Regions from separate parts of the Homo sapiens genome. Here all the other regions are linked to region 1. Evidence: chromatin contacts called from ENCODE Hi-C or POLR2A ChIA-PET data. All regions are on one chromosome and are shown on one strand. The core of a region is the stretch at or near the end of the contact, and the rest is flanking DNA. Distances in the headings are between cores, read along the strand shown. Region 1 holds the start of ASXL1 (ASXL transcriptional regulator 1). Region 2 holds the start of DLGAP4-AS1 (DLGAP4 antisense RNA 1). Region 3 holds the start of RBM39 (RNA binding motif protein 39).

Region 1 (4,211 bases), core at 650-3,149:
CAACAAATGACTAGGGAAGAGGATAGCAAGCACCAATGAAAATTCTGTAGCCCAAATTCCTTCAGTTTTTATAAATCTGTAACTTTTACAGACTTCGAGAAAGAAAAAGGTGTACTTCAGGTTTGTGTCAACCCCCCCAATACAGTCTATTTTTTTTTTTTTTGCACAACACCTTTGAAGCAGAAAACTCACTTCAAAATAAGAGAGAAAATTAAGTCTGAGCTTCACTCATCATTAAAACTGAATTACAACCATTACATATAAACTACAGTGTCAAGAGACACTTATGCTATCCGCACCACAACCTCGCTGTGTGACAGATCTTAGGAACTGACATCTTAGTATAACCTGTTACTACTGGTATCAGCAGATAATTACCCGAATATGTCTCAAAGTGTCTGAGCTTTGTGGGAGTAATCCAAAAGGAAGCTATTTCACCTGCAAGTCCTCTGACGCTCTGAACACAAAATTCACAACCCCCATCGGTTGAACGAGACGGCTTCAAACACTCAAGTTACGCTCTCCCTTGCTAAATCCTCAGTGAACAACGTCTCCCAACAGAGATACTTTGTCTTTGTCCAACATACATTCTTTGCAAAGTGGATTCAGTTCTCCTCAAAATACCAATTTCCAGTCCAGCTTCTGAAGGCAAACAGCCCAGTCTGCGTTTCTCAAAGTGGGGTCCGTGAGCCACTGCGTTTGAATCACCTGGGAAGCTGGTGAAAGCGCAGATTCCCAGGCTCTATCCCAGACCCTGAGGCTCAGCAGGTCTTACGAAGGGCCCTAGGAGTAGCGTTCCTAACCGCCTCCCAGGTGTCGCCCACAGGACACTAAAGTTAGAGAACCGCTGCTCAGGGTTCAAGCTGGGAGTAAGCACTTGCTTCCCTCCACGCACCTGGTTTAGATTGGGAAAGCTCAACATGCCATTGGCGTCCTTGAATGTGGGGTCGCTTTTCCACCCCCGGAGTCAAAGGCACCACCCCATTACCCACCAGGAAGCGAGGGAGGAGCTTCCGACCCTTCCCGGAAACCCAACTCCCCCGGGTGAATGAACGAAGCTGCCCCAGACCCCCAGACGCTGCCAAATAGTGGGGGAGGGGACGCGGGACCCCGCTGCCCAGAGTGGGAGGAGCCGGCCTGCCAGCTCGCCCCTCCGCCGGAATTTAGCTGCGCGGGGCGGGGGGGGCGCGAGGGCGAGCGGAAAAAGGCGCCACATCCCATCCCGGCGGAGCGCTCCCCACCCCTCGCCTTGCGGGGCTGTCCCGTTCTTAAAGGAAGATGGCCCCGCCCCCTCCCGCGGTGGGCAGGGCCTTGCCCCTCCCCCCCCAGTGGGGGGGTGCGCGGCGAGCCCCCCCCACCCCGGGCCCCACGGAGCCCCCCTCGGCTGTCCGCCTCACCAGGCGCGCGGCCTCGGCCCACGTGCGCTCCTTCTTCTTCTTCTGTTTGTCCTTCATCCTTCTCCCCGGCGGCGGCGGCAGCTCCACGCGGGACCTCCGGGCTGGGCGGGCTGGGGCGGTGGCGCGGGGCTGGGGCGGCGGCGGCGGTGGGGGGGGCGCGTGGCAGCGGCGGCGCGCGAGGTCTCGGGTGCGGCCGGGGAGAAGGGGCGGGCACGCGGGGACCGGCTGGCGCGAGAGCGGCGGTGGGGGAGGGGCGGCGGCGGCTCCACGCGCCCGCGCTGCGTCAGTCGCCCACGGCGGCAGCGGCGGCTGCCCCGCGATCGCTAAGGAATGCGGCGGCTCCGCATAACCACGGGGTCAGAGGTCACGGCTCCGGCCTCCGCTTTCCCGCTCTGCTGAGGGACTGAGACAGGACCGACGGCGGGGCGGGAGGGCGAGACGCGGCTTTCCCTTCGGCGCCCGGGTGCGTGCGTGTCTGCCGTGGGTGTGTGTGAGTGTGTGTGAAGAGTGAGGAGGGGGAGTGTGGGGTTTTTTTTTTTTGAACAAAAACAAACCGAAAGGGCGCCTGGGAGTCGTAGTCCCAACGGCCTCTCTGGCCTCCCCCGCTCCGGAAGAATATGGCCGCGTGAAGCGCGTGGACCACACTTCCCGGCGTGCCCGGCGGCCCCCTTCCGCTCTCCCTCTCGCGTCCTCCGCCTAGCACCGACCTCAGCTAGGAACGGGGACGGGTCGCTGTTCGGGGAAGGGGCTGGGTGGAGTCTCGCGAGGTGCGAGAACTGGCTGGGGGCCTGCGGGATTCTGGGAGGCGATGCTGGGAAGGGGCGGTGGCTGGGCTCCCCCGGCCACCCTTAACCCCTTCGGTGCTTTTTGCTTCAGGACCTCCTGGCGGGTGCGGGTGGGGAGTGAGGATGGGGAGCTCGACTCGCAGTTCCCACTTCGTGCTTCTCCTCGCCTAAACGGTTCTTACCTACACTTCTCGTAGGGGACGAGAGGCAGGACTTTCCCTTTTGGTCACCTCTAAATGACTCACTGCCACATAATAATGAGACAAAAAGACCCTCATACCAGTAAAACGGTTATTCCACGGCTGATGGACTTAGACGGTTCTTCATTTCTTCCTGTGCTTTCAGGCCGCTGTGTATTTGCAGAGCCTGCACCAGCAGCCTAGAGCGTTCTTAGGAACTTGGTGATATGTTGACGGGTCGTGTAAAGAACTTGGACTCTGGGGCCATACTGACCAGAATGCACCTGAGGGCGTTTTTAGAGGCAGTACCCTGGAGAGAATTCAGGCCCTGGAGTCCAGCGGACCTAGACTGGAATCTTGGCTGAGTCACTCCCTGGCTGTCCACTCAACCTCTCTGAGCCTCAGTTTTCTGATCTGCATTTGTCTTGTATTTCATGGCATTATTGGAATTAAAATTAACATACAATTCTTGACAGATTGGAAGAGGATGTGAAGGGAGATCTTGACATTATCAGGTCCGTATGATATGGCGCCTGGCATAGAGCAAATGTTTAATAAATGGTAGCTGTTATTACCAGCTGAGAAACAATAGGCAATATACTTAGCCTCTCTGAGCCTTAGTTTTAGAACCTGAAATGAAATTCAGAGCGCCCAGCACATAGGTTTTCTGTAACTATAGGTTCAGTCGTTGTCCAGAAACATTTCTAGAGTCCGTCCGGAGTTGGATTGATGCCAGCTCTTAAAAACTATGAAGGCAGGATCAGTGGCCACATTTAAACGGTTTCCCTGGGTGAGGAAACACACTCTCCACTCCCTAATGTTAACACGTAGCGAGAGCCAGTATTGATAGGAGACCATTATGGTGTAGCCCAAACTCTAACGCCAAGGGGTTCAGTGTTTTCTGCTTCTAATACTGGTCACAGAAAACTTGTGAGTCCGGTAAGCAAAATCCTACAAAGGGAAAAGACTGCAAGTTAGAATAAGACACCTCTTAAAAATCTCTCTAGCTTTACCCTGAGAGAAAGGAGGAACTACTGTCCCTCAAAAAACTGTTTGCCTTGATTTTTTACAAAGGATTTTTAACTTCTTTTTTTTCAATCTACGGCTGATACAGTACTCTTTGGCAAGTCATTTGGCTTCTTTCCGATGTCTTCTGAAGTAGCTTTACTGCCCTCTGACCTACAGGGAATAACTGAAATTTACATGTTTAATACAGGTACTGTGGTAGACAGAATAATGTCTTCCCCGCTTGCCCAAAACTGTCCAAGTCCTAGTCCCTGGAACCTGTGAATATGTTGCTTTTTTATTTATTTATTTATTTATTTTTTGAGACAGAGTCTCGCTGTGTTACCCAGGCTGGAGTGCAGTGGCGTGATCTTGGCTAACTGCAACCTCCGCCTCCTGGGTTCATGCGATCCTCCTGCCTCAGCCTCCCAAGTAGCTGAGATTACAGGCATGCGCTACCATGCCCAGCTAATTTTTGTATCTTTAGTAGTGACTGGGTTTCTCCATGTTGGCCAGGCTGGTCTTGAACTCCTGACCTCAGGTGATCCACCCATCTCGGCCTCCCAAAGTGCTGGGATTACCAGCCAGCATTCTTTGGCAAAAGATATTTTGCCAATGGAAATAAAGCCCTTAAAATTAGATGATTCCGTATTATATGGGTGAGCCCAGTGTAATCACATGAACCCTTAAAAGCACAAAAGGGAGGCAAAAGAGATGTTTTGGAGAGATGAGGCAGAGGAATTAAATTCAAAGTATGAGAGGAATTCAACCCACTGTTACTGGCTTTGAAAGTGGCCACAAGCCAGGGAATCCAGGCAGCCTCCAAAAGCTCAGAGGAAGTCCTG
Region 2 (4,211 bases), core at 492-2,991, 4.2 Mb before region 1:
CACTAACAATCAGTTCTACCCTCAGTGACCTGTGGCAGCAACCCCTCGACACAACATCCCGTACACCCTCCTACAGACTCCCACGACGCCACCTGCAGCCACTCCCGCACGAACTTTCTGACAACTCCCCTAGCTGGTCCCGACACTCCCCCGGGCCGCGCACTCACGCCCGCATTCCCAGCAGTTCAGACAAAGCGCGCAACCTCCCCCGCGGCCCAGACCGAGTCGGAGCACATGGCTCCTGGGTCGGCGAGGAATCGTCCGGCGCTCGGGGCGCTTGCACCCCACAGTCCCCACACCCCGGGCCGACTCCGCGCACCAGCTCCCGCGCGGGCCCGCCATCCCGGTGGGACGGGGGCTCTGGAAGAAAGAAAACTCACGTGTCTGTCCCGGGGCAGGAAAAAGTTTGGTTCCCACCCCTACTCCGGCAGTTCGGGGCTGGCCGACTCTTCGGGGCGCGGGGACGGCGGAGCGTGCGCGCTCGGCTTTGTGCTCCGAACTGGGCCCGGAGGGGGAGGGGAGGGGAAGGGAGGGGAGGGGGCTGGGCTCCCACCTCCGCGCCGCCCCCCCCCCCCCAGCCCTGCGCCCAGACTCCATGTTGGCCGCCCCCTGCCCCGGAGACTACGCGCTTCTCCCGCGGGAGGCTTGGATCACCTTCGGCCTGCCCGAGGGTCCCGGCGCGAACAAACTTTCTCCGGGGCGCCGGCCCCACGCGCCCCGCTTCCTTGGCCAGCCTGGGAGTGACAGATGCCTCGGAGACAGACTTTCCTTTGTTCCAAAGGAAAGGGGAACTCGCGCGGGCTCCCCAGGGCCCCCCCGCTCCGGGCCCTTCCCGCGGCCCCCACCCCCAGCTGTCACTCTCGGCCGCCCCCTGTCCGGCTCGGCGGCGGGGGGGCCCTGCTGGCGGTTAGCAACGTGCACTTTTGAAACCAAACAAATCCGTCCCCCCGCGCGCTCACTCAGGTCCGGTGCAGGATCGGCCCTCTCCTGGGGTGGGATCCTATGAAGCTGGGCCCCCCACCAGGGCCCCAAGCGGGCTTCCTCCCGGGGGCTGGAACAGTCCCCCACCGGCCCCCGGAGCGCAGCGCCGTCGGGACTCACAAACACCCCCCGGGGGCCGTCGGGACTCACAAACACCCCCGAGCTCACACACCCCCTACCGCACGCGCCAGGACGACGCCCCCTCCCCGTCCGGCCGAGAAAAAGAAACTTTCCAAGTTGTCCGCGCGCCCCCACCCCCATCTGGCCCTCTGCTGCTCCCTGCACTGACTTTTCCCAGCGGCTTTCGGGTCCACGCGGCCTCCGGCTCGGCGCGGGGCGTCCCGGCGGGGAGCGGGGGGCGCCGGGGGCGCGCGCCGCGTACCTGCCCGGCCTGACACTCGGCCTGACAGCTCGCGGCTGGAAAGCACCTCGCGGCCTGACGTCAGATCCCCTCTCCTCCCCCCGCGCCCTCTGCGCCCTCCCCCACCCGCCCGGAGGGAGAAAACAAACTTTGTGCGGAGCGCGACGAGCTGCGCCCACCCCCCGCGGGGCGGGCCGTCGGCGCCGAGGGGCTTCGCCCCGCCCAGCGCGCCCGGAGGGGGCGGGGCCGCGGGCACCTTCTTCCTGCGCCCACCCCGCCCTCAGGAATGCTGCATGGCCTACCCATAGCGGCGGTGGGAGCCTCCGCCGGGGAGAGCCCGCTCGGGGGCAGGAAGTGGCCCGGCCCTCCTCGTGGAGGGCGTTTCCGGAGCGCCTACTGTGCTCCTTGCCGGGGTGGGGGTCGTTACCGAGTGGGAACTTCTGCAAATCCTGACTTTTGTCACTTCGCGCCCCGCACAAGATGTCCTGCCGGCGGTGCGATTGGTCCCGTTGCTTCGAGGGGAAACTGAGGCCACTTAGTCCGGGCACTTACCCGCAGCTAGTTAAGGACTAGGCTCTGATGGAGACGCTTGTTACGACCTCAATGGCCTGTAGAATCTGGGAGGCCGCCTCCGACCTAAGCCCAAAAAGCACATGATCGGGCTCACAGGGGGCGGCCAGAGGTGAAAACAGCCAACGCTTTACAACGACGCTGTGCGGGGCACTTCGTGTGTGTCATCCCGTCTCATCCTCGGGTGATAGGGTATGTGTTGTCCTATGTAAGTCTCTGGCTTACTCATGAGCCGCAGAGAGGTTCTTGATTTGCTTTTGTCACACAGTCAACCGGTATCATTCAGCCCAGGTCGGTCGATAGTGAAGCCTGATCCCTTACCCCTTGTGCCCGGCCTTAAACGATCAGTCCAGGAGCTCCCGGAGTTCCTGTCTGGTTTCTTTTTCCTCTTCTGCCAGTTACACCCTACTCCAGAAGGTTTTCCTTGGCCTCCCCCACCCCAGTCAGTACATTCTTCCCTGCTCTCTGCTGTGGGTACCACATACTGTGATATTTCTGTTAACCAGCCTCTTAGGGCATCCCCCCACGCCCCCCAGCCCTGTACCCGGACACGGCTAGGTCCAGATATCTAGGGCCCTTGAGCTTGGAAATCGCTTTGAAAACAGCTTTTGGACTTAATTACCCTTTAGCAATGGAGAACTCTAGGAACAAAACTCTTAATTTTTTCCAAACAAGCCTTAAGCCAATCAGAATGCTGATTAAAGATTGTTAAGGTTTCACCTGGACACCCCATAGAAGCCAGACTTCCTGCAAATGTTAAAAACCTCCTCACGGCAGCGGGTGAAATGTCAGTGGCACTGCCTGTTGCTCTCCATTTCACAGACAGGGAAAATAAGGCCCAGAGTGTGGGTCAGAAACAATTTTTTTGGCCGGGGAAGTGGTGCTCCCCCCACGGCCCTGTGAAAGAAAAAGCCACGTCTGGGTTGCCTTAGGTAAGAAATGTAAAACCAATGGGCCTTGGCCTCTAGGAAATGTATGGGACAGGGACCTTCAGAAGAGGGGAGCCCCAGGGGGAAATGGGTGCGACCAGGTGAGCCTGGAGAGGGGGCTCTGGTAGTGGCTGCTGAGCTTGAACTCCGCACTAGGCGTTTTTCTCCTGTATGCGTAAGAGCCACATTCTGCCCTTTCTGGGGAAGCCACTGGGGGCCTGGGCTAGAGGAAGAGACCGCACCGTAAATTGTGCCTGCAGCAGCCCCTTAGACGAGTGTTTCCCAAGTCTGGTGCTAGATGTGGTTGGGAAAATGGAAGCGGGGGAGTGCTGCCTCCTCCTCCACCTGAGAGCTGCATAACAAAGACCTGGAGCCCCTCCTCTCTCCTGGAGGACGGGGTAGTGGTGGAGGGAGGCTGGTAGCCGGTCAGATTTTGCACGTAAGCAAGCTTCACAGATAAAGCCTAAGTGCAATTAGAGTTTGAGAATTACCGTGTCAAGTTTCTGAACTAGTAAGTATCAGAATTTAAAATGTGTAGATTCTCTAAGACAGTAATTCCACTTCTAGGAATCTGTCTTTTGAAGTAGCTGTACAACAAAGATAAATGCTTATAGAAGATTGTTCTTTGCAGAACTGTTCATTCGGGAAAATTGCAAACAACTAAATACCCCTCACCAGGAGCTGGCCCATTATAGCAACTCTGAGACCTCTCTACCGCAGGCTCTTAAAATGGGGTAAGTTGGTGCGCGCTAATGTAGGGGCATGACCAAGGTATATTTATTGACAGCTTACAGTGTCCCAACAAGGAGGGACTTTGGACATAGTTGGTGAGAACTTTAGTGGGAAAACTTTTTCCAAGTGATAAGTTATTGTCATTTTTCTCTCCCCTACTTTCTTTTTTCTTTTTTTTTTTTTTTTTGAGACAGAGTCTCGTTCTGTCGCCCAGGCTGGAGTGCAGTGATGCGATCTCAGCTCACTGCAACCTCCACCTCCCAGCTGCAAGCGATTCTCCTGCCTCAGCCTCCTGAGTAGCTGGGACTAAAGGCGCCCACGCCCACCACCGTGCCCAGCTAATTTTTGTGTTTTTAGTAGAGACTTGAGTTTTGCCATGTTGGCCAGGCTGATCTTGAACTCCTGACCTCAAGTGATCCACCGCCTCAACCTCCCAAAGTGTTAAGATTACAGGTGTGAGCCTAGCTTTCTCCTCCTCTTTCTAAATTAAAAAGAAATATTGTGATAAGAAGCTCCTCCTACCTTTTTTCCCCATGTTTGAAGAAACTGGGTTGCTAAGGGAAGAAAAGACTTGCCTAATAGGAGTTTGGGGTCCTGACCCCTGGAAGGGAGCTGGGGATAGACTAGGAGAGGAAGGA
Region 3 (4,211 bases), core at 636-3,135, 3.4 Mb before region 1:
TGACATATTATGCTTCAATTTCCTGTGACAGTTTTCTTTTCTTTCTTTTTCTTTCTTTTTTTTTTGAGATGGAGTCTCGATCTCTGTCACCCAGGCTGGAGTGCAATGGCATGATCTCAGCTCACTGCAACCTCTGCCTCCCAGGTTCAAGTGATTCTCCTGCCTCAGCCTCCCGAGTAGCTGGGAATTGCAGGCGCCTGCCACCTAGTTTTTTTTTTATTTTTAGTAGAGACAGGGTTTCGCCATGTTGGTCAGGTCTTGAACTCCTGACCTCAGGCGGTCCACCCGCGTCGGCCTCCCAAAGTGCTGGGATTAGATGCATGAGCCACTGCGCCCAGCCTCCAGAGCGAGACTGTCTCAGAAATAAAATAAAAAGAGGATCTGAATTTTCAGAAAAAGGATTAAGGGAGTATTCTAACTACAAAATAACTGTTATTAATAATCCTCTAAGATAAATCCTAACCTGTGTGTAAAGTTAACCTGAGAGGCAAAACCACTTAACATCTATATTTGCTCTAAATAATTTTGTTTAGCAGAAACAGAAGTTAGCTGTTTTGAAGATCAAATATTTACCAGGCGTTTTACAGACATTATATCATTTAATCTTCACTATAGCCCTTCTGAGCCTTCATTCATTAATTTACTGAGGGTCCACTTGGGCAGACATGCCCTGCTAACCTCTAAAAATTCAGTACTGAGCATTACCTGCCTTCCTCAGTCTCAAGTAGCTTAGACTAGCTACTAAGTACGTCCTCTTTTAAATCAGGAAATGAAAGATCCCCTCTGAGAGGTTAATTTGCTTGTCCAAGGTCACACAGTGTTGCAGCAGCTAGTTACACTAATCAAGGCGTCTCATTTCCAATCTTTTCTGCCCTCAATCATTAGACTGTTAAGATTAGAGGGTAAGATTTTTGCTTTGAAGACTTCTTTCCAGTTTTTTTTCCCAGCATCTAGGAGGAAACCTCACACAGTACTGACCAAAGAACAAATGGCTAATTCATACTCTAATTACCTGGCATCTAGAAGACTTCAGGGGAGAGGAGCCAGGTCCCAGGGGGAAGGGGGCCTTTTTTTTTTTGTTGGGGGGGTGTCTTATTTTTTCACCAAATCGTCCAGTAATATTCAGGAAGGGGAACATTTTTGAAGGAACGGTAGCAACCCTGACACAAGAGCTGATTAAATTCGGGGCACAAAACTGATCCCATGCCAAGGGAAGCAAGAGTTTATTTTTTCCACCTTTTTTTTGCTTTTCTCCACTATTTCCAAGGTTGTTTCAAAGCTCGACAGTGGAGGCCGCGCCATTGGCTCCAAATGACAGGGAAATCTATTTTTATTATCTCCCCCTCTCCCCCTACCCCTAAAGATCTCTTCTTCTGGCCTTCTGATACACTTTTCCACTTCCTCTCCACCCTCAGCGGATAATCTGAATATGGCCGTTTTATCCTATCGCCATAAGGACTAGGTTGCCTTATGGCGACCTTGACAGCCATCTGTGTGGGAGGCCGGAGCGGGGGCGATCGGCTGTGCCGGAGGAATCTTCAGATGGCCGTGAGGAGGCGCCACGAGGGGGAGGTGACCGCTGAGCTCCACTCAGCGAAGAGCTCTCTGAAAGATTGACAGGCAGCCTACCAACTGTCTTTGCCCTAGAGACCCGCTCTGTCTCGCGAGATTTGGGTGCTTACGCGGAGGGGGAGTGAAAGGCGCCTCACTGAATGGGGGATGGGAATATCTGTGGCGCAATCATTGCGCGAGATTGGGCTACGGTCGCCGGAGCCATACTTAGGTCTCGCGATACTTCGGCCGCTCAAATTTGGAGCTTGGGGCAGCTTCTCGCGAGAGCCCGTGCTGAGGGCTCTGTGAGGCCCCGTGTGTTTGTGTGTGTGTATGTGTGCTGGTGAATGTGAGTACAGGGAAGCAGCGGCCGCCATTTCAGGGAGCTTGTCGACGCTGTCGCAGGGGTGGATCCTGAGCTGCCGAAGCCGCCGTCCTGCTCTCCCGCGTGGGCTTCTCTAATTCCATTGTTTTTTTTAGATTCTCTCGGGCCTAGCCGTCCTTGGAACCCGATATTCGGGCTGGGCGGTTCCGCGGCCTGGGCCTAGGGGCTTAACAGTAGCAACAGAAGCGGCGGCGGCGGCAGCAGCAGCAGCAGCAGCAGCAATCTCTTCCCGAACACGAGCACCACAGGCGCCCGAAGGCCGGAACAGGTACGGGGCGTTGCGGACCCGCGTATTATCTCAGCTTTCTCGAGGTTTGGCTCCATTTTGGGCTGAGGGGCGCTTTTGGAGGTCTTTAGCGACCGGGGTGGGGGGTGGTTTTCGAGAAATCGGCCCTGTTTCAGTGACCGCGCCCTTATTTTCCAGTCGGGTATAGTCTGGATTCTTGGGGCGGTAGGGACCCCCGAGAGGCCGCGGTAGAATGGTGACCTGTCTCCTTCGAGGCCTGGGCCGGCCGCGACCTCCCAACATGGCGCCAGTTGAACGCTGCCTTGGCTCATAACCCCTCCCAATGGAGGGAGTTTCTCTTTGCCCCTAAAATGGCAGCGCGGGTTTTTGCCCGGAAAGAGGCGCTCTCGTTCGGGTCTCCCAGTTTCTGTTTTTGGAGTTGACAGCAGAGTTTTAAATATTGGATATTGAAGTCTTCATTTTCGTGTGTTTCGTGTAAGAGGCGTTTTGGATTTACTTACGTAAGCCAAACCTGGTTAAAGTGCATGTCACTTTAGTCATTAATTGTAGGGCTTTTGGAGGTTTTTCTTAAGTTTTCGAGTGTGTCGGCTGAGAAGAAAAATTCAGTCGATTTGAAAAACGTTTACCAGGCCGGGCGCGGTGGCTCACGCCTGTAATCCCAGCAGTTTGGGAGGCAGAGGCAGGCGGATCACTTGAGGTTAGGAGTTCGAGACCAACCTCATCAACATGGTGAAACCCCGTCTCTACCAAAAATACAAAAATTAGCCGGGCGTGGTGGCAGGCGCCTGTGATCCCAGCTATTCGGGAGGTGAGGTGGTAGGATCGCTGGAACCTGGGAGGCGGAGCTTGCAGTGAGCCGAGATCGCGCTACTGCACTTCAGCCTGGGCAACTAGAGCGAAACTCCGTCTCAAAAAAAAAAAAAAAAAAAAAGAAAAATGTTTACTCACGGAATCGTCTTGTTCTTTTCCTAGGCGTTTAGAGAAAATGTTAGACGATATAGGCAACAAGAGTGAAACTTGTTTCACATTGTAAGAGAAATGTTTACTCAAGAAATTGTCTTGTTCTCTTCCTAGGCGTTTAGAGAAAATGGCAGACGATATTGATATTGAAGCAATGCTTGAGGCTCCTTACAAGAAGGTGAGAAAAAACATGTCGGTGAGGTTTATATATTTCTTAATTTAGCATTATTCACGAAACTACTGCTGAAATGTAAACTAACCTCCCCGGAGCCCTCTTGATTTATCTTATCAGAGATGCATTACGTGTAACTTACAAAAGTAAATATATGCTATTGATGTAATAATATTGTGCAGTAGTTTCACTTCAGCGTGATGAATAAATGCCCATCTATCTCTCTTTGTAGACTTGCCTAACGATATCTCACCTCTACTCCCATGAATTCACCTTTGATTCCAGTGTGAACTGTCAATCATAAGGTAGTAATTGAGTGACTTATCGCTGTACCGTGGTCCCCTAGGTAAAATGACTCAACTAAGAATTACCACCTCCAGTTTGGTATAGCAAAAAGGTGAATGTAGTGGTTTGGGAAAAAGCAGGGGTCCAAGAATAACAAAGCATGACCAGTCTGTGGCAAGTTAAATCTTCTAACAGTCTTATAAGAAGAAATGGGTGAGATTTTAAAATTTATGTATCTATGTAAGACTGGTGATAGTAAATCTTAAAACAGTCCAGTGGCAATCTGCTGCTCAGTTAATAATTACTAAAATTCTTGGATCCCTGAATAGAAATTAAAAAAAAAAAATACAAGAGGCAGTAGAGTCAATACAAGCTTAATACAAGCTTAGAGTAAATACAAGCTTAGAGTCACTTGATGACTGTTTTACTGTTCTCCATATTGTTTTTATTTTTAATTAGGCCCTACCATAGTATTTCACACTAAAAACAAAGGAATTATATTGGCTAATATAGTCTTTGACTCATTTCGGTATCTCAGTAAAAGTAAACTGTCTTTTCATTGTTTCACCAGTTGGTGGTGAAAATAGCAGTATGCATGCATTATCACTGGT

The links. Hi-C counts contacts between places; a loop is a spot of excess contacts on that map. ChIA-PET counts read pairs that join two places held with the same protein, here RNA polymerase II (POLR2A). Pooled maps may share reads with other maps.
Region 2: a loop to region 1 is called in a pooled map, with 13 times the contacts of the local background. The contact joins the promoter of DLGAP4-AS1 here to the promoter of ASXL1 in region 1. A Hi-C loop is called at or near these places in 1 of 37 single-sample maps with no recorded cell type and 4 of 50 pooled maps. POLR2A ChIA-PET finds 5 or more read pairs at or near these places in 1 of 52 experiments (MCF 10A).
Region 3: a loop to region 1 is called in a pooled map, with 18 times the contacts of the local background. The contact joins the promoter of RBM39 here to the promoter of ASXL1 in region 1. A Hi-C loop is called at or near these places in 7 of 50 pooled maps. POLR2A ChIA-PET finds 5 or more read pairs at or near these places in 2 of 52 experiments (HepG2 and activated B cell).

What each region holds. Positions count from the first base shown.
Region 1 is chr20:32,356,019-32,360,229 of GRCh38, reverse strand. ASXL1 (ASXL transcriptional regulator 1) reads right to left here and starts at 1,899. Exons shown (of 13, transcript NM_015338.6): 1 at 1,398-1,899. The coding sequence starts at 1,454. RefSeq lists silencers at 1,200-1,359, 1,600-1,649.
Region 2 is chr20:36,570,805-36,575,015 of GRCh38, reverse strand. It overlaps DLGAP4-AS1 (DLGAP4 antisense RNA 1), which reads left to right and starts at 1,741. Exons shown (of 5, transcript NR_109939.1): 1 at 1,741-2,104; 2 at 3,473-3,575. It overlaps TGIF2 (TGFB induced factor homeobox 2), which reads right to left and starts at 1,419. Exons shown (of 3, transcript NM_021809.7): 1 at 1,271-1,419. It overlaps TGIF2-RAB5IF (TGIF2-RAB5IF readthrough), which reads right to left and starts at 501. Exons shown (of 5, transcript NM_001199535.2): 1 at 381-501. RefSeq lists silencers at 1,063-1,232, 1,303-1,392, 1,423-1,742 and enhancers at 2,243-2,302, 2,921-3,473.
Region 3 is chr20:35,739,934-35,744,144 of GRCh38, reverse strand. It overlaps RBM39 (RNA binding motif protein 39), which reads left to right and starts at 1,885. Exons shown (of 17, transcript NM_184234.3): 1 at 1,885-2,204; 2 at 3,258-3,321. The coding sequence starts at 3,271. RefSeq lists enhancers at 1,446-1,545, 1,716-1,935, 1,297-1,982, 1,996-2,145 and a silencer at 2,406-2,505.